Regions from separate parts of the Mus musculus genome. Here region 1 is linked to region 2. A link is a loop called in an ENCODE intact Hi-C map of the cell type or tissue named here. Cell type or tissue: heart. All regions are shown on one strand.

Evidence for each region. Hi-C counts contacts between places; a loop is a spot of excess contacts. Peaks named below come from ENCODE experiments on the same cell type or tissue, not always from the same donor. Only the 100,000 strongest peaks of a DNase experiment are listed, where the experiment ranks them.
Region 1: a loop joins it to region 2, with 8 times the contacts of the local background. A loop is called at or near these places in 8 of 42 quality-filtered maps.

What each region holds. Positions count from the first base shown.
Region 1 is chr6:116,695,401-116,703,400 of GRCm38, reverse strand. Tmem72 (transmembrane protein 72) reads left to right here. Exons shown (of 5, transcript NM_178768.4): 2 at 1,358-1,424; 3 at 5,009-5,080; 4 at 6,455-6,594; 5 at 7,872-8,000. Among named protein-coding and RNA genes, the nearest start is that of Tmem72, 17 kb to the left of the region's middle. In heart, a CTCF peak has its summit at 5,763 (motif pointing right); no DNase peak of the experiment used is centred here.
Region 2 is chr6:116,629,244-116,637,243 of GRCm38, reverse strand. It overlaps Rassf4 (Ras association (RalGDS/AF-6) domain family member 4), which reads left to right. Exons shown (of 11, transcript NM_178045.4): 11 at 1-4,236. Among named protein-coding and RNA genes, the nearest start is that of Zfp422, 4.2 kb to the right of the region's middle. In heart, a CTCF peak has its summit at 4,911 (motif pointing left); DNase peaks (open chromatin) are centred at 1,843, 4,913 and 7,313; H3K4me3 peaks cover 218 bases; H3K27ac peaks cover 4,383 bases.

The sequences.
Region 1 (8,000 bases), 66 kb before region 2:
TAAAGGATCTAGTAAGGGTCTAGTAATATAGGTCAGTGGCTAAGAGTTTGCCTAGCATAAACAAGGCCCTAGATTTGCTCTCCAACTCTGAAAAAACAGAGAGAAAATAAAGGAAGGAAAAGAAAAGTATCAGGTACAAAATAGGTGAATTCTACTGCCTCAAGGAAGCTCTCCCCAAACAGGCAGATTAGAACTAAACAACAAATTCCAAGGTTTCCTTGAAATCTCTTCCAGAAGTTTCTACCATAAATTCAGGCCTTTCCCCATGCCGCTTCTCCATCCTGGCTCACCTATCAGTTGCATGGACCTCAGCACACAAAGGATGCTTCTGGGCCATGCTAGGAATCTCCCCAACTTCCTCTGTTAACAAACCTTACTGTTTCAGGGAATGCATATCAACAGGTTCAACATCTCTGCCCTATACTGGAAAAGGCAAAAGCATGTGTCATGGTGGCCCCAGGCATTCCATTTTAACACCTGATAGAGTGTTATGAGGACATAGGCAATGGCCAATGGAGCCATGATAAGAGCTAGTCTATTCTTATCAGCCTTCTCAAGAGGAAAGAATATGCCGATTTTCTTATTTTTGCTTCATAAACAAATGTACTCACTGTGGACAAAGAGCCCTTCCACTCGCTATCTGACATTGCTTATTGATTTTCCTATCTTGGTTCCTACTTGAAGCCTTGTCAGCGCACAAGTAGCCCAGAAGTCCAATCCTTCTAACTGCATCTTGCAAAGCACCCTCTGTTACTCTTCTAGGAGCTCAGAGGGGCTAAGGCCAACAAGGGAGTAAATATCTCCTTGTATTTACAGTGAGCATCTCTTTCAGTTCTGAGTTAGTGCTTGTTTGATTATGAGAGTCACCTTCAGAATGAACATCCCCTTAATTCTAGGCACCTTCTGAATTTTGGGGCGACTATCTTATGTTTGTGGAAGCCACATGTCAGCCACAAGCTCAGTGATCCAGGCAAGAGAGTAAAACCTAGGTAATTTTCACCCATGGCAGGCCGTAAAACACATACAGTGGCCTGGCCCAGAATGGCAAGTCTTGGAAGCCACCACAGAGATGAGTCATGAACCTGAAGTTCAGGCAGTCTCTAGGGCACATGGACCTTGAATGGCTCCTGTGCTATATGGTCAGGGTATTCTTCGGGCTCTTCCTGGGGTTTTCAGGGACTGCCTGGAAGCCTTCCTGCTCTCTTTACCTAACCACAGCTGTCAGTACACATGGAAGGGGACTGTCCTAGCCCTCAGACCTCAGGAAGAAACGCATGCCTCAGCCAAGAGTCCTCACAGGACAATGCTGTGGAGTGGTCTGCCCAGACCCACTGTCTTGTCTCCTCTTCCCCTGCAGTGTTGATTGGAGTGGGCACCGAGACCTTCCTCCGGGGGCGGTTCAAAAGCCTGGCCTTCTATCTGCTGTGAGTATGAGAACCCACTCTCCCTGCCTGCATGTTCCAGCTCACCCATGCCTGTCTACTCAGAGTAACACAGGGTAACCCACTTCCTTTGCTAATTTCTCCCCATCCAGAGGTGGAGCCGCAGTAGATGCTAAGGTAAGTCCTGGTTTGGGAAGATTCCATAAATCAGCCAGCATCTTTCCATACACTCACAGACGCATCTGCCCAACCTTCCACACATCTACCTGTCCATCATCTATCCATGAATCTACCTCATCAATACATCCTACCTACTAAATATACCCATTTATAGATGCATCTATTTCTCATCAAATCACTCCTCCATCTACCAATCCATCCACCCACCACGTTTCCACCTACCCATTCTACAGACTTACCTACTCACCTGCTCATCTGACTACTTAGTCCCTTATCCATCCATCCATCCATCCATCCATCCACCTACCCACACAACCATCTATCTACCCTTTTATGCACCATCTACTCATCTACCTACCCATTCTAACATCTATGAGTCCCTATAATCATTTCCTTATTCAGCCAACACCAATGCATATATGTGTGTACATATATACATATACATAGTTCTCTTTCATGGCAAGTACAGTTCATTGTCTTATGTACATTACATCATTTAGCTTAGCACCATGAGAGGCATGCACAGTGTCCTAGTTGAAGAGATGGTCAAATTCAGGACTAAGCAGCCAACCTAAGTCATTGAGCTAGTGAGCAACAGATCTCGTATTAAGGCCTGGGACTCTGCCTCCCAAGCTGGCTCTACCTTTCCACCACCAGCTGCTCCAATATACCTTAGCATGAAAGAAATGGCTGTGCAGGGATGTCACAGACAGTGAGGGAGTTGGATTCCCTGAGCCAATGACAACCCTGCCCTAGGCTGCTAGCAAAAGGAATGTTGGAGGAAGGATCTGTGTCCCAGCTGTACAATCTCTCAACTGCCTCTTTCTGCCCACAAGGACTCAGGATGCATCTGCTGACATTCCCTCCCCCTCATTAACATATCCTGCACTTTTGTGGCTGATCTTTGCCCTGGCCTGCCATTCTACCCCCTATCTCCATGTAGGCTCTGTGCTGCCCCTGAAAATTTCACATCTGCCACCTTCCAGCTGTGGTCCACCTTCAGAGCTCATGTCTACATTGCTAACTTATTTCTTGACACTTGGCTGCACCTGGGGACTTCTGGCCCTCTCTACTGCCTGGTCGTCATGCTCTGTGTACCCATGGAGCACTCAAGTGCACACAACACATCTCAGTGCCGTCAAGGCACTGTCTCCCTGGGTCCCTGCAGCAACGGTGAACCTTCCTCCTCTCCAAATACTGGTAATGCACCAGTGTGGTTCATTAGGTAATGAGGATACCTTCTGCCCTCAGTGCCAGCTCTTCCTTAGGGCTCTGTCCTGTCTTGAAAGGACTCAGTGCCCAGGCAGTCATCCTTGGGTCCATTCCAGCTTCAAGTCTCCCTGCCCCTCACACTCACCCAATTTGACACCCACATATCAGCACCAGTCCTTGTCCTGCCATCCCTCACTCCCTCCCTCACTAGCACCTTACAGAAAGTCTGAATGAGTCACTTACCCACCAAGTCTCAATTGCCCTCTGCCCCAGGATGTAGGAAATGGCTCTGCTGAGAGTTTCTGCAAAGCACATGGCTTTGAGTGCTTCTTAGTCTCACAATCTCCAAAGTTTGGGGATGATTCCCATCTGTCACCTGCCACCGATGAGCTGTGTAGTTCTGGCTAAGGGTCTGGGCCTCAGCTTCCTCATTCATAACTGACATTAGTATAACTGCTGATCATAAAAGCATTGCAAAGATCAAAGGAGTCGATTTCTATAAGGCTTCTAGGTTGTGATTGGCACATTCCAATCATTATGTTCCCATCATTTTAAAACTAAAGGGGGAAGAATTGGGCAGATGCTGAGGAAAGCAAGAAAAGGAAGAAATTAAATATTATAATCACACAGAGAGGGAAAGCATCTATGTAAATTTAGTTACATTCTAAGCACAGCTCTAAGAAACCTGTAGACATCTACTCATCTAATTGGTAATAATTTCATTGATGAAGCCTTATAGTTACCCCTGGTTTACAGGTGAGAAACTGAGTCACAGAAAGGCCAAGTCTCTACATACATGCACACAGCTGATCAGTAACAGAAGCAGACCCATGACCCTAAGGAAACAATGGTCCTGAACCCCCTATTGCATCTACCCTCACTACCTTTCACCTCGATGGGTATTCACGGGCACTCCTCCATAAGTCCTGCCCAGGGTGGGCCCAGGTCTCACATGCTAATTATACAGAGAAATCCTTTAGAAGCTCGTAGACATTGTGATAACAAGAGTTCACCAAATGGGCAACAGAGGGAAGGTAAGACCTTCCAAAAAATGGCCAGCTTGTACAAAGGCCCTGTACTACCTATGGATACTCATAAGGGGATTTAAATGGTATGTAGTTTCTATGGACCAGGAATGCTCTTCAAACAAAAATTGAAGCTTTATTCACAAGGATTCTAAATATATAAAATTGAGAGAAGTCAAACAGAAAAAAACCTTTGATTTCACATCTGCCTGAGGAGACAGATTTTAGAATGCCTGGAGCATGGACATTCTGGATGAGGGCAAACACCTTCAGATCAGTGTGTCCCAGAGGCCTTGCCAGCCTGGTGGTGATAATGGAGGAATAGGAGATACAGGCTAGTGAGTCAAGAAAGCCAAGGGACAGAGCCTGAGGCCAGAGAGAATGGAATTGTATCTGAAGGAATTTCAAGAAGGCACTTATCAGCTCTGGGTGGGTAAACTATTGGAAAAGAAGACGGGGGGGGGGGGGGATCGTCATCAGGACCATCCTAGTTTGCTTTCTGTTGCTGTGATAAAGACCACAACCAAAAGCACCTTGTGGAGGGTCCATTTATCTTACCCTTCCATGCACAATCTATTACAAAGGAACGTCATGGCCGGAACTCAAGGAAGGCACCTGGATACAGGAACTGAAGCAGACACTATAGAGGAAAGCTGTTTACCACCTAGTTCACCATGGCTTGTGATTTTTTTTTTAATACAATGCAGGACTACCTGCCCAGGAGTGGCACCACCCACAATGGGCTGGACCCTCCCACATCAATCACAAGTCTAGAAAATGTCCACAGACTTGCCTACAGGCCAGTGTGATGGAGGCATCTTCTCAGTTGAGGTTCCCTCTTCCCAGATAACTGTAGCTTGTGCCAGGTTGACAAAATAGCTAACCAGCACAGTGCCCAAACTCAAGGCTGGATCAGCAGGCAAAGAACACACCTTCCAGTGTCCACTTAAAATACCGAGTACAGGCCATCTTACCTGCTGGCCTCAGCTTCTTCCTCACCTCTCCTCCAGCCACTCTAGTCAAGACCTGTGTGCCATCTAGGCAGCACTGGTGGGATGTTTAATGGAGACATGAATAGATGGGGGCAGGGATCCTGGCCAGTGTGTCGGTGAAGATGTCTGGGAATCAGAGGAGACATAGGCAGACAACCTTGATAAATCAATGGGGGACCCACAGGGGGGCCTCCCTCACATTTTTCCCCCCTCACAGGTTTACAGGAGTCACCATCTCTGTGTGTGAAGGGACCTACTTTGTGGCTCAACTCTTGGCCATCTGCTTCAAGTGAGTAGCCTCCAGGAGTAATCTTTACATCCCTTCCCAGTCCAGCCCCAGACAGATCCCTCACCTGCAGGCCATGGCTGAGGTTGTCCTGCTGGGCCACTGTGGACCGGTTCTCCTTCCAGAAGCAGGCAAGACCAGGACTGGAGATGGCTGAGGTCAGCACAGTTCCATCACCTGCTTTCTGTTGTTCTCGGCTGGACAAATCCAGTCGGAGCTTGACTCTACCCAGACTCCCTGGAAAAGTCAGCTTTCCCTACCCCAGGGCATTCAGTCTCTGGGCCAGTATCCAGGTTGTCCACTCCAAGTGGAAGGCTCAGCTTGCAGGTGACAGAGCTGTGTGGAGTAACTGGCTCTGCCTCTTCCAGCATTCAGACCACAAAGGCAACACTGTTGCCTAGCCGGTGCTCACTGTGTCAAAATGGCCATCAGTGTGGTAAGGGCTCAGACCCTGGACTGTGGCTAACAAAGCCCAGGTAGCCAGGTTCTCAAATGGTCAGTGAGATCCAGACCTTAGCACTTTGGGGTCTAGTACCTGCTTCTGAGGCTCAGCCTTTAGGCAGAAGCATGCTCCCCTTTGTGCTGAATTGTATCTCAAAGGATTCTTGACACTGCAGGGATGTGCAGAAATGTTTTAGTCTCAGAGTCCTGTCTGCATCATCTCCCACTGCACAAGGACATGAACATATACACCCACAGACCGACACCAGATGGTGCCAAGGAGCTATAGCAGGCAAGGTCCTGTGGACAGTGATGCTCTGAGAGCATCAAAGGTCCAAGGACAGGCATTGTCTTAGTTTGCCTGTAAGGAAACCTATAGGCCACGTCCCTAAAGAAATCTGCTCAGCATCAGGGCTCTGCCTTTACCCTGAATGATCCCTGTGTGTCAGTTTTAAAAAATGAAGCTTTTCCAGGCCTGTTCTGCCCTGTGCCTGGCAGGGTACAGCGAGCATGATGCAGCCAAATCCCAGTATGTTTATTCTTTGTGTAGTGTGCAGTGTTCCATCCACACAGTGATCCTGGGGTGATGGCTCTTGTACTGTACTGTTACTTGTACATTAAAGACTTCCCCCAAATTCCAAAGACTTCCATCAGCTTCCCTTTCCTGTTGGTCAAAACCATGGCTGAAAGCACACATGGGTTGCAAGAAGCCTGTGGACCCTCTGGGGTGTCCCAAGGAAGCCTCCTAACCAGAGAACCTAGTGTGAGGACCCTGGGCTTCTGTGACTCCATCCCCTGCAGATACTCCATCAAGGGCTACTGCAGAGATCACAGATACTGCAGGGCTCAGCCCCAGGCTCCCACGGCCTTCTGCTGAGCTGGGACTTTGGGGTAATGATTTCTACTAACCTGATAATGCTGAACCCCATCCCCCAGGTGCCAGCCGGGGTCTCTGGCACACAGAGCGAAGGAGAGGGCCCACTGGCTGGGCTGCTTCCAGAAGTTCCTCGCCTACATGCTGCTGTCAGTGGCCTGCTTCCTCCACCCTGTCCTGGTCTGGCATGTGACCATTCCAGGTAGGAGCACCAGGGGTAGTGGACATATGTGGGTCCTTCACAGATGTGACCTAAGTAGGAGGAGCAGGTTCTGTCTCTCAGAGTCCCTACCAGCCTGTCTACCCTCTCTGACCCAGTATGTGAGCATGACTGTCAGATGTCCACTATGCTGACCAAGCAGTGGGAACATCCTGAGGTGAAGCCCTCCTGGACGTAGCCATCCAGAGGTTGGACCTTTGACCGGGACTCTGAGTTGTCTTCTCTCTGGCCACTTTCAAAGAGTGAAATGGCTAATCCTCAGCCCAGACCCTTGCATATCTCCTGGCTACCTACCCACTCGGCTGTAAGCTCCAGGCTTGGGTTAGGAAGGCACACTAAACAGCATGTCAGCTTATCTTCTGTTCCTCCTCCTAGTGCCTTGCAGGGTGGCTCAATTTCTAACCCCAGAACTGACATCCATCCCCACCTCTACATTTCTGTCTCTTACCTTCTTTTCTACAACCCTCCTTTTGATTTCTCTTTATTTATACATACACTGCCCTCCCAGGGCCCATCAGAAAGACCAAAAGAGCCCCTGACTAAACTGAAGGAGACTAAGCTCTCCTCTTTAGCAAATGTGCCACGGCCCCTGAAGAAAGTAATAGAAGGATCCACCCTGACACTGAGTGAACCACAAGCCCTGCCCTCTGAAAAGGCAGACTGAAGAGACCCTAGGACTGGTGGGCACTGGTGGTCAGGTTCCTGGCTTCTGCAGACCCTGTAGCAGAGTCTACAGGCTAGCCCAGATGATTCATGAGCAGTAGTCTCTGTGCCACTGAACATGAGAAATTCACATCTCCCCAAGCTCACTGGGTGAGGACTAGGGGAATCTCCACATTTCTGAGAGTGAGAAGACATCCAACAAATCCAACATCCCCAGCAGAATCCATATCTAGCAAAGCCATCACACATGCCTGCCCTTGATAATCCACCCCAAGAGGGAAACTGAAGGTGTAATGAAGTCAATACCAAGACCAACTCTCCATATGGAGGGGATGTGGGGCACAGAGAGCAGACAGATCCCTTCCTTTGTACCCTGGCCCCCCACAGCACTGGTCCTCTTTGAACCTTTAAGCTGTGTCATGCCATCATATCAGCCCCAGAGTCTGGTGTGGGTGTGTGAAGGCTAGACCTATCAGGGTGCTGAGCATGGCTGTACAGTACAGTACAGCAGTGGTGCTTTTGATAGGCTTGCTCTACCTCTGATTTTCCTCCATGGCATGTCTGTCCAGTGTCTTGACCTCCCAGATCTTTTTCAGGCTCCATGTTAATCATCACTGGCCTGGCCTACTTCCTGCTGAGCAAGCGAAAGAAAAAAAAGGCTGCTCCAGAGGTGGCACCCCCCACAGAGCAGTACACAGACCCTTCCAGCAGCGTCGTGAGCACCA
Region 2 (8,000 bases):
GTGGTTTATATCAGTTTTGGGAATGATTGTCTAACAGCAAACTAAAGGCCAGCTTCTTCTCCTGAGGTCTGTGGACAGTGGATTTAAAGAGAAGTATGATGAAGGCCTTCGAAGACAGAGTTCCATCTTCAAGGCAGTGCATGTAGAAGCCACTCATGGAGCCCTGAAGAGCAGAGTGTGAGAACAGCTGTGCAGGGGGAAGCCACAAGGCAGGGTAGATGTCGCCTCTAGATTTTCCAGACCCAGCTCTGTTTCACAGAGATGCTCAGCTGCCAAGAGAGGTCTCTTGCCTCCTCCCCTCTTTGGCACTGTACTTTCTTCGGTGCTTAACAAACGCCTGTTGTGTTGAGCAGAAACTGCAGGACCAACCTTTCTTGTGCTTCTTCTTGTTGTGCTTATTGCCTTGATCTGTTTTTCTAATCCCCGAAGCTGTTGTACCACGCTATTAAGAGCTGCAGCTGACAGAGGAACCACCCACCTGTTGGAACCTGTCCACATTGACAGGACTTCTTCACCTCGTGCACGGTCTGAGAATTGGTGTGACGCCTGAGGCAAGGCTGCCCTGCTTTAGAACACAAGAAAGGACTCACTGGTGGTGGCCTGTGGATGGCCTGAGCAATAAAGTCATCCTAAATTGCAGAATTTTAGCATCAGAAGTGCAAAGGAATCTTCTAGCCAAAGACTCTGAAATTGAAAACCTGAACTGGATTTTTAGCCTCAAGACATCTGCCTGTCCGGTGCTCAGAGGTAATTAACTGACTTGACTGTTTTATGCCAGGCCTGTGCTAGACCCTGGAGGAACAAAGACAGAGCCTTGGTAATTCCTCTTCTGGAGGAGCAGACTTGGAGACAGTTATGCGCCTGATATTGAGTAGACAGCTAAGAGTGAATGGTACTGAATGGTACTGTAAGCCACGAGACAGCTTCCGTCCCTGACCCAGGAACTCACTCAGTGCTGGGGGAACCACTGACACAGGAAACCCTGGAAGTGGCCACCAACTTGGTGGTGTTTCACAGCTGTCCAAATATTACTTAAGGCTTTTTAAAATAAGTTTTACTTTCAAACTATTATCAAAACTAATTTCTGAATGACTAGAGTTTGGAAAAACTCTAGCAAGTTGCACAGAGCAGTGCTCTCTGCTGTGTTCCTCTGAAGTGTTCACAAATGTTAGACTGACCTGCCACATCTGCTCTTAGAGGACAACTGGAGAACCAACCTTTGCAGGGCATAACAACCCCAGAACTTGAGACTATGGAGGCTGTGGCTTCACAGTGCGCTTGGGCTATCACCTGCGATGGAGGTCACAGCCTTCTGGTGTGTTCTCCACTTCTCAGATGATAAAGGTATCTATAGATAAAGTGAAGATCCCGGTTAGAAAGGACTGTCTTCCAAAATAGATCTGTCCTCAGAGCTTCACATAGTAAACAGCACAGGTCGAAATCAGTGTGATTACAAGATTGCAAAAGTCCCGAGCTCAGGATAAACAGGGTTGTTTGTCCAGATCAAATGACCAGAACGGATCGGAAACAGGAGTAGGGGAAAGACTTGTTTTTCTAAAGCAATAATAACCTTTAGACTTTCTCAGTGACAAAACAAAGTCTTTCACCCAGAATACATCTGGCTTCTTGGTCACAGGGCAAGGAGAGAGGGCTTATTTACTCTACTCAGGTGATCTGGTAGGAACTGGAATTATGCCAGCTGCACTGTGTGAACACAGCTGCAGAGTGACAGGCCATGGAATGTCCTTATCAGGAGTACTCTGACTACCAGGTCCTCAGGCCCTCTGACCCTCATCAGTGGCAAGCAGGAAGTCTGCTAGGTCCCAGCCAGGCAGTAGCACGTTTCAAAACAACCAGACGCATGGACTATATTTAGGCCCCAAGAACTACACTTGGGTATTAGCCAGCTGCTGACGTGCCAGGAGCCTCACAGAGCCTGAGGTGGGGTTCTGTGCCCTCCAGCAGGGTTGGGACAATGGTTTGCTGCTAATCTAAGAACATGGCAATTCCCAGGGTTTCCTTTTTCATCCAGCCCAAGGGGCATAAGACAGTGCCTCAGGCTTGTCTAACTGACTCATTGTCCAGGCTCCTGGGCTGAAGGACCCACTTTGAGAGAAATAGAGCATGTTTGATCCCATACTCAGGCCATTCAAATGACCCGTCCTGCTGTCCCTGGACTGTGGGTCAGTTCTGCCCATGACAGCAGCACTCCTCACTGATACAGGGCTTACTCATGTACATGTACGTACACCTGCATGTGTAGCAAAACACTTATGTGAAGACCAGGGTCTAAGGAACAAAACCACAGAAAAGGGAAATTACTTTGCTAGGCTGTTTCTCAGCTGTTGTTGTTGTTGTTGTTGTTGTTCTACATTTCTTGTTCTATAATGTTCTTTAAATATTCAACCCACTCTGGGTAAGTGGCCCCTGTGGTGCAGATCTCCAGAGAAGCTACAGTCACTGAACTAAGACTCCCCAGAAAGAAAATCTGCTAGGTGCCCAGGCTGTGGCCTCTCCTCTTACCCTTTGTCTTCTTCTCCCTTTGTCTGAGGACTACATGTGACTGTTCCTCATAATTTAATTTACTTAAAAATGACGTGGTTCCAAAACTTGACTCTGTTAAGTGTGTGCATGCGGCTGTTTCGCCACATCTGGTCCTCGTGTGTGAGAACCAGCTGCCAAAGGCAGAAGGTGCTGTGAATCGAACCGGAGGCACAGATCGACCCCAGAGTGCAGAGTGTAACTTATGGATTCACAGGCTTCCTTCCGTGGCCTGAGAAGCAACAAGGCAGAAGATCCTCATATCTCAAGTAGGAGTAAGACGTTTCTACATCACTCCAGACAAGTGTGGGCTGCAGTTAACCAGTATATACCACATCTCTCTCCAAAGCTGTTGTCACATCCAGTATGAGTTAAGAATACTGTGTGTCAGTGACCAGCACAGAGTGCTTGGGTATCCTAACAGCTTTGTCTCACAGGGCTGGTGATGTGGGCCAAGGTCAGCTGGTAGGCAATATGGCAGGTATAGTGAGCATGCCTTTCATCACGTCAGACTGGATTCTACACTGGGGAAGTTACTTGCCTCAATTTCCCCATCAGTCAGATAGGGGTAAACATGGTTCCTAGCTCTCAAGGTTACTGAGAGTCATAGCTTTATTGCCATAACAAGGCCAGAAATCTCAGCATCACAGGAGACTATACATCTCTCAGAAACTGTGGGACTATATAGTACCCATGGTGTGTTCTGATCGATCCTGGATCCCCGGACTCCTTGGGACATGCTATTGAAGCAGAGTGACGGTGGGAGCGTGTGTATCGGGGCTGCTTCTGGGCCACTGTGTTGCCTCCATCCGTTCTTGAGCAGTGTTGAGTCCCCTAGTAAAGTCCTCATCTGGAGCTACACACTCTAGGTTGTGTGGGGCTCAACCTTCCTAATGCTCCAATCCTTTAATACACTTCCTCATGGTGTGAAGACCTCCCGACCATAATAATTACTTTTGTTGCTGCTTCGCAACTGTAATTCTGCTACTGTTATGTATGAATCGCAGTGTAAATATCTGATATTACCAGTGGTCTTCGTCGACCCCTGAAAGGGATCATCAGACCCCAAAGGGGTTGTGACAACCCACAGGTTGAGAATTGCTGCACTGGGGACTCTGAGAATTGCCCCCACCCCCCAATACAGAAAAGAACAAAGATCAAAGAAGATGTCCCACACAGCCATTATGGTCGTGCTATGGTAGTGTTAAAGAACTTAAAGGTTCCTCAGACCTGGCTGAAGTGTAGCAATCGGATGTGTTATGCTAACATATGACCCAGGGCATGGGGCTTTGATTGCTCACACCGCTTTTCTTTGCCACTTTGATGCTCGTGTCCTTTCCTGGCCCAGGCCTCTCCCCAGGCTTCCCTCCCAGTCTTTCCACTCACAGTGGCTTTGCTCCTTTCTTTCCTCACATTTGTCTCCTTCCAAAACGCCACCACTCTTTGACTGCCTGCCTAATCTCAATCCCTTTGGGCCTTTTGTAGCTGATGTAGCTGTTTTTTCTATACAGGCAAGAAGGATGCTCTCTCTACCTTTAAGTGAGGCAACAAAGACTTACGACTCATGACTAGTAGTCTCAGTGCATTTTGGCTCTTGCATTTTTTCCTAGTCCACCAGTGCCCACCACCATTGCTCACCGCTGGCACCAACCACGTATGACAACAGTTTAGTAATAAAATTAGCAATAAATCATGTTTCTCGTGTGTTACTGTTTAGTCTCTATCATTGGAATAAAACACAAACCACAAGTAATTTAGGGGAACAATGATTTATTTCAGCCATCAGGTCCATCACTGAGGGGAAGACAGGGCAGGAACTTGAAGCAGAAATCATGGAGGAGTGCTGTTTGCTGGCTTTCTCACAGGCCTCTTCTTAGCTAGCTTTCTTATGTAGTTCAAGACTATTACCCAAGGAATGGTGCTACTTACAGCAGTCTGGGTCCTTCTATATCACCTAATAAGAAAATTCCCCACAGACATGCCCATCTCAGATGATTTTAAGCTGTGTCAACTTGACAATTAAAGCTAATGAGATGGGCTGGAGAGGTGGGTCAGGGGTTAAGAACAGTGACTGCTCTTCCAGAGGTCCTGAGTTCAATTCCCAGCATTCACATGGTGGTTCACAACCATCTGTAATGGGCTCTGATACCATGTTCTGGTACGTCTGAAGACAGCTACAGAGTACTCATATAAATAAAAATAAATACATCTTTTTTTAAAAAGCTAATGAGAACAACGCTGTGCATTAATTCATTCCAGCTTTGATAAAGTTCATATAGTGTCTGGCTTATTGAGTTGTTGACCATTATGCAGATCAAACATCATTAAGCTCAGGGCTCTGGCATCTGCAGAAACAGCTCCCTCTGCTGGCCAGAACTCTTCAGCCAGAGACAGGAACTCCTGAAGCAACTGTCTGGCCTTCATTTACCTATTGGCCAAGGCAGATACAGTGAGCCCTGCTTTGTAGGACTGTGGCTAGAAGAGAATAAGGGAAATATTGAAGTAAGCAGAGAAGCATCTTACCAGTTTGTTGATGCAACAAATGTGTACTGAGAACCTCCTGCCTGCTGAGCATGGTTCTTAGCCCTGCAAATACAACCAAGAACCTGACAAACCGTGTCAGACCTCATGTGCCACAGTCAGGTCATTGGCTTTTGTTTTGAGATGGGAAGACTTTGGGAGGCTTTGGACCCATGAAAGGCATGATCTAATTTGGTTTTCAGAGGGTGACACTGAGCTCCGAAAGGACATTTGTCAGGAAGCAAATGCAGTCGCAGGGGCGGGGAGGGGGACGATGACACTGACACTTGAGGCTCTGTGGAGATTGCAGGAAAGGGGCTTTGTTCTGAACACACACTGTGAAGACAGGCCCAGAACAATCTGTGAAAGTGAGGGATGGGGAGCTGGAGAGATCCCTGCCAGGCAGGCAGTTAGGGAAAGGGGTCACAGATAAATAAAAAAGTTGGCAGACTCCCAGCCTCTTTCTCACCTTTCTGACCTGAGACAGAGGCCAGGTGGAACTTTCTTCAGGCAGCAGGAACCTCCCTCTGGCTGACCCGTCCAGGCTGCTTAGATATGTTCAAGGCCAATCCTGAGCATGTTTACCTAGAGCTGCGGGTCTGTCCGCTCCCTGTTCTGTCTAAACTGTCTCCGTTAGAGTTTCTATTGCTGGAATGAAACACCATCACCAAAGCAACTTGGGGAGGAAAGGGTTTATTTCATCTTACACTTCCAGGTAAGAGTCCATTCCTGAAGAAAGCCATGGTAGGAACTCAAGCCGGGCAGAAACCTAGAATCAGGATCTGATGGAGAAGTCAAGAAGAGCTGCTCACTGCCTTCCTCCCCAGGGCTCACTCAGCTTGTGCTCTTAAATACCCCAGAATCACCTGCCTAGGCTGACACCACCTACACTGAGCTGGGCCCACTGACAACAACTGTTAATTGAAAAAAAAAAATGCCCTACAGATATGCCTACAGGAAGAACATAAGGGGATGAAAGGGGTTGTTTCTCAACTGAGAGTTCCTCTTCCCAAATGACTCTAGCTGGGTCAAGGTAGTATAACACCAAACAGGACATTAGCCAGTATGAAATGAGGAGAGTGAGAACTCAACCTGGGGAACCCAAAAGCCCCCCCCCCCATGAGGAAAATGATAGAGAACAGGGCGCTGATAGCCCCACGTGAGGAAAATGGATTTTGGTTTCTGAATCCCCTTTCCACCTTGTGGAGAGTCTTTCTTTCTGTGTGCTTTTCAGTAGCTGTCTCCGGGGCCTGCTTTCTCACTGACTTTAACTGGGGGATGGGTGGGTCCACCACTTCCTTTTCCAATGCTCGTGTGTGTGTGTGTGTGTGTGTGTGTGTGTGTGTATGTGTGTGTGTTGTGGTTGTTGTTGTTCTGTTTTTTTTACCTTTTTGTGTCTTGGATTTTTTTCTCTTTTATTTCTTTAGCTGGTGAGAAAACACCCAGCCAAGACCCCCAGATGGCACCAGAAGGGTTGTTTGTAAGTTTAGAGTAGGGGAGACCATGACAAGAGTGACATTGAGGATTTTGGCTTGAGCAGCTGGAGTGAAGGCACGGTTGTCAATTGCTGGGCGGAGACTATCGAGGGACAGAACGTTTGATGTGCCATGCTCACTGCGCATTCAAACGGGATCCCAAGCAATCGGATCCAGGAGCCTGGAGCTCTGGAGAGTTGCACATGTCAATGGGTCAAGAGAGTTTATGCTGGGACCAAATATAAATGACCGTGGCCCAGAAACAGATTTAGGTTACCTCAAATCCCAGGCCCCAACATGGAAGCAGTTTCATGAAGTTTCATAGTAATAGAATAAAGAAAGTTGCAAAACAAGACACTTTGGAACACACTAGTGGAAGCATGGAGTGGGAGGTTATAGCAGCATGGAGGAACCTCAGCTGCAGGCTTCCGCTATCAGATGACTCTTGGACTTCTGGTTGTAGAAAATCAGTTTTGTTAAATTAGCACATCCCAAAATATTTTTTACCTGTCAGTCACAGGATGTCAGGTCAAAAGTGGGCAAAGTAGTGGTTATTTCCATGGCTAGAGATACCTCAAACTCTGTTATGACTGGGCTCCGGACCTACGACACTCCCAAACCCTCCATAACCACAGAAGCTCACTTATCTGGCCAGCCGCGCAGAAGAGTGCTGCTTCTCTGCAGGAAGTTGCATTTATGGACACCAGGATCAGCCAAGGTCGCCAGTGAGGGGAGTCTGCCTTAATGCGATGAATCTGAAGCCATTAGAACTCCCCTGGGAAGGAAGCATGTGTGCCTTTCCAAACCGAGTTGTTCACTCACAGTGTGAGCGGGAGCAGAATTCCTCTCCAAGCTGGGGTTCCTGCCCAGTACACTGAACGCATTCATTTTCCTCTGATAGGAGTGGCTGATGCAAAGTCACGGCTCTCTCCTCAAAGTCATGAGTTTTATTCAGAGGCCAAACACAAGTGATGATGGCCCAGGGAACACAGATTTAGATTACCCAAACTCCGCCTTTCAACCTGCAACCAAATTCATGAAGGTTTGACAGTAACAGAACAAAGAAAGCCATAAATCAAGATACTTTTAAATTCATTTGTAGAAACATCAGAGAGGTGGGTTAGAGCTCTGTTTAGACATCTCAGCTATAGATGTCATCTAACATAGTATTCTTGGCCTTTTGATTGGAGAATGGGATTTTGTGTTTTATCTGTCAGGATGTTGCACATCCTTCCATAGAAGTGGACAAGGAATGGATGCATCCCAAGATGAATACTAATTATGCTCTGGACCTGCAACATCCCAACCTCTCTTCACCACCGCCGTTTTAATCAATCAGTCAGCCTGTGCGGACAGTGTCCTCCAGAAATTTCACGGGCCTTTTGGTGATATAAGGCGACCCGTGAAAAACATAAGTAACACCTTAGGCTGAAGTTATTTCTCTAGACTAGATACTCAGTACTA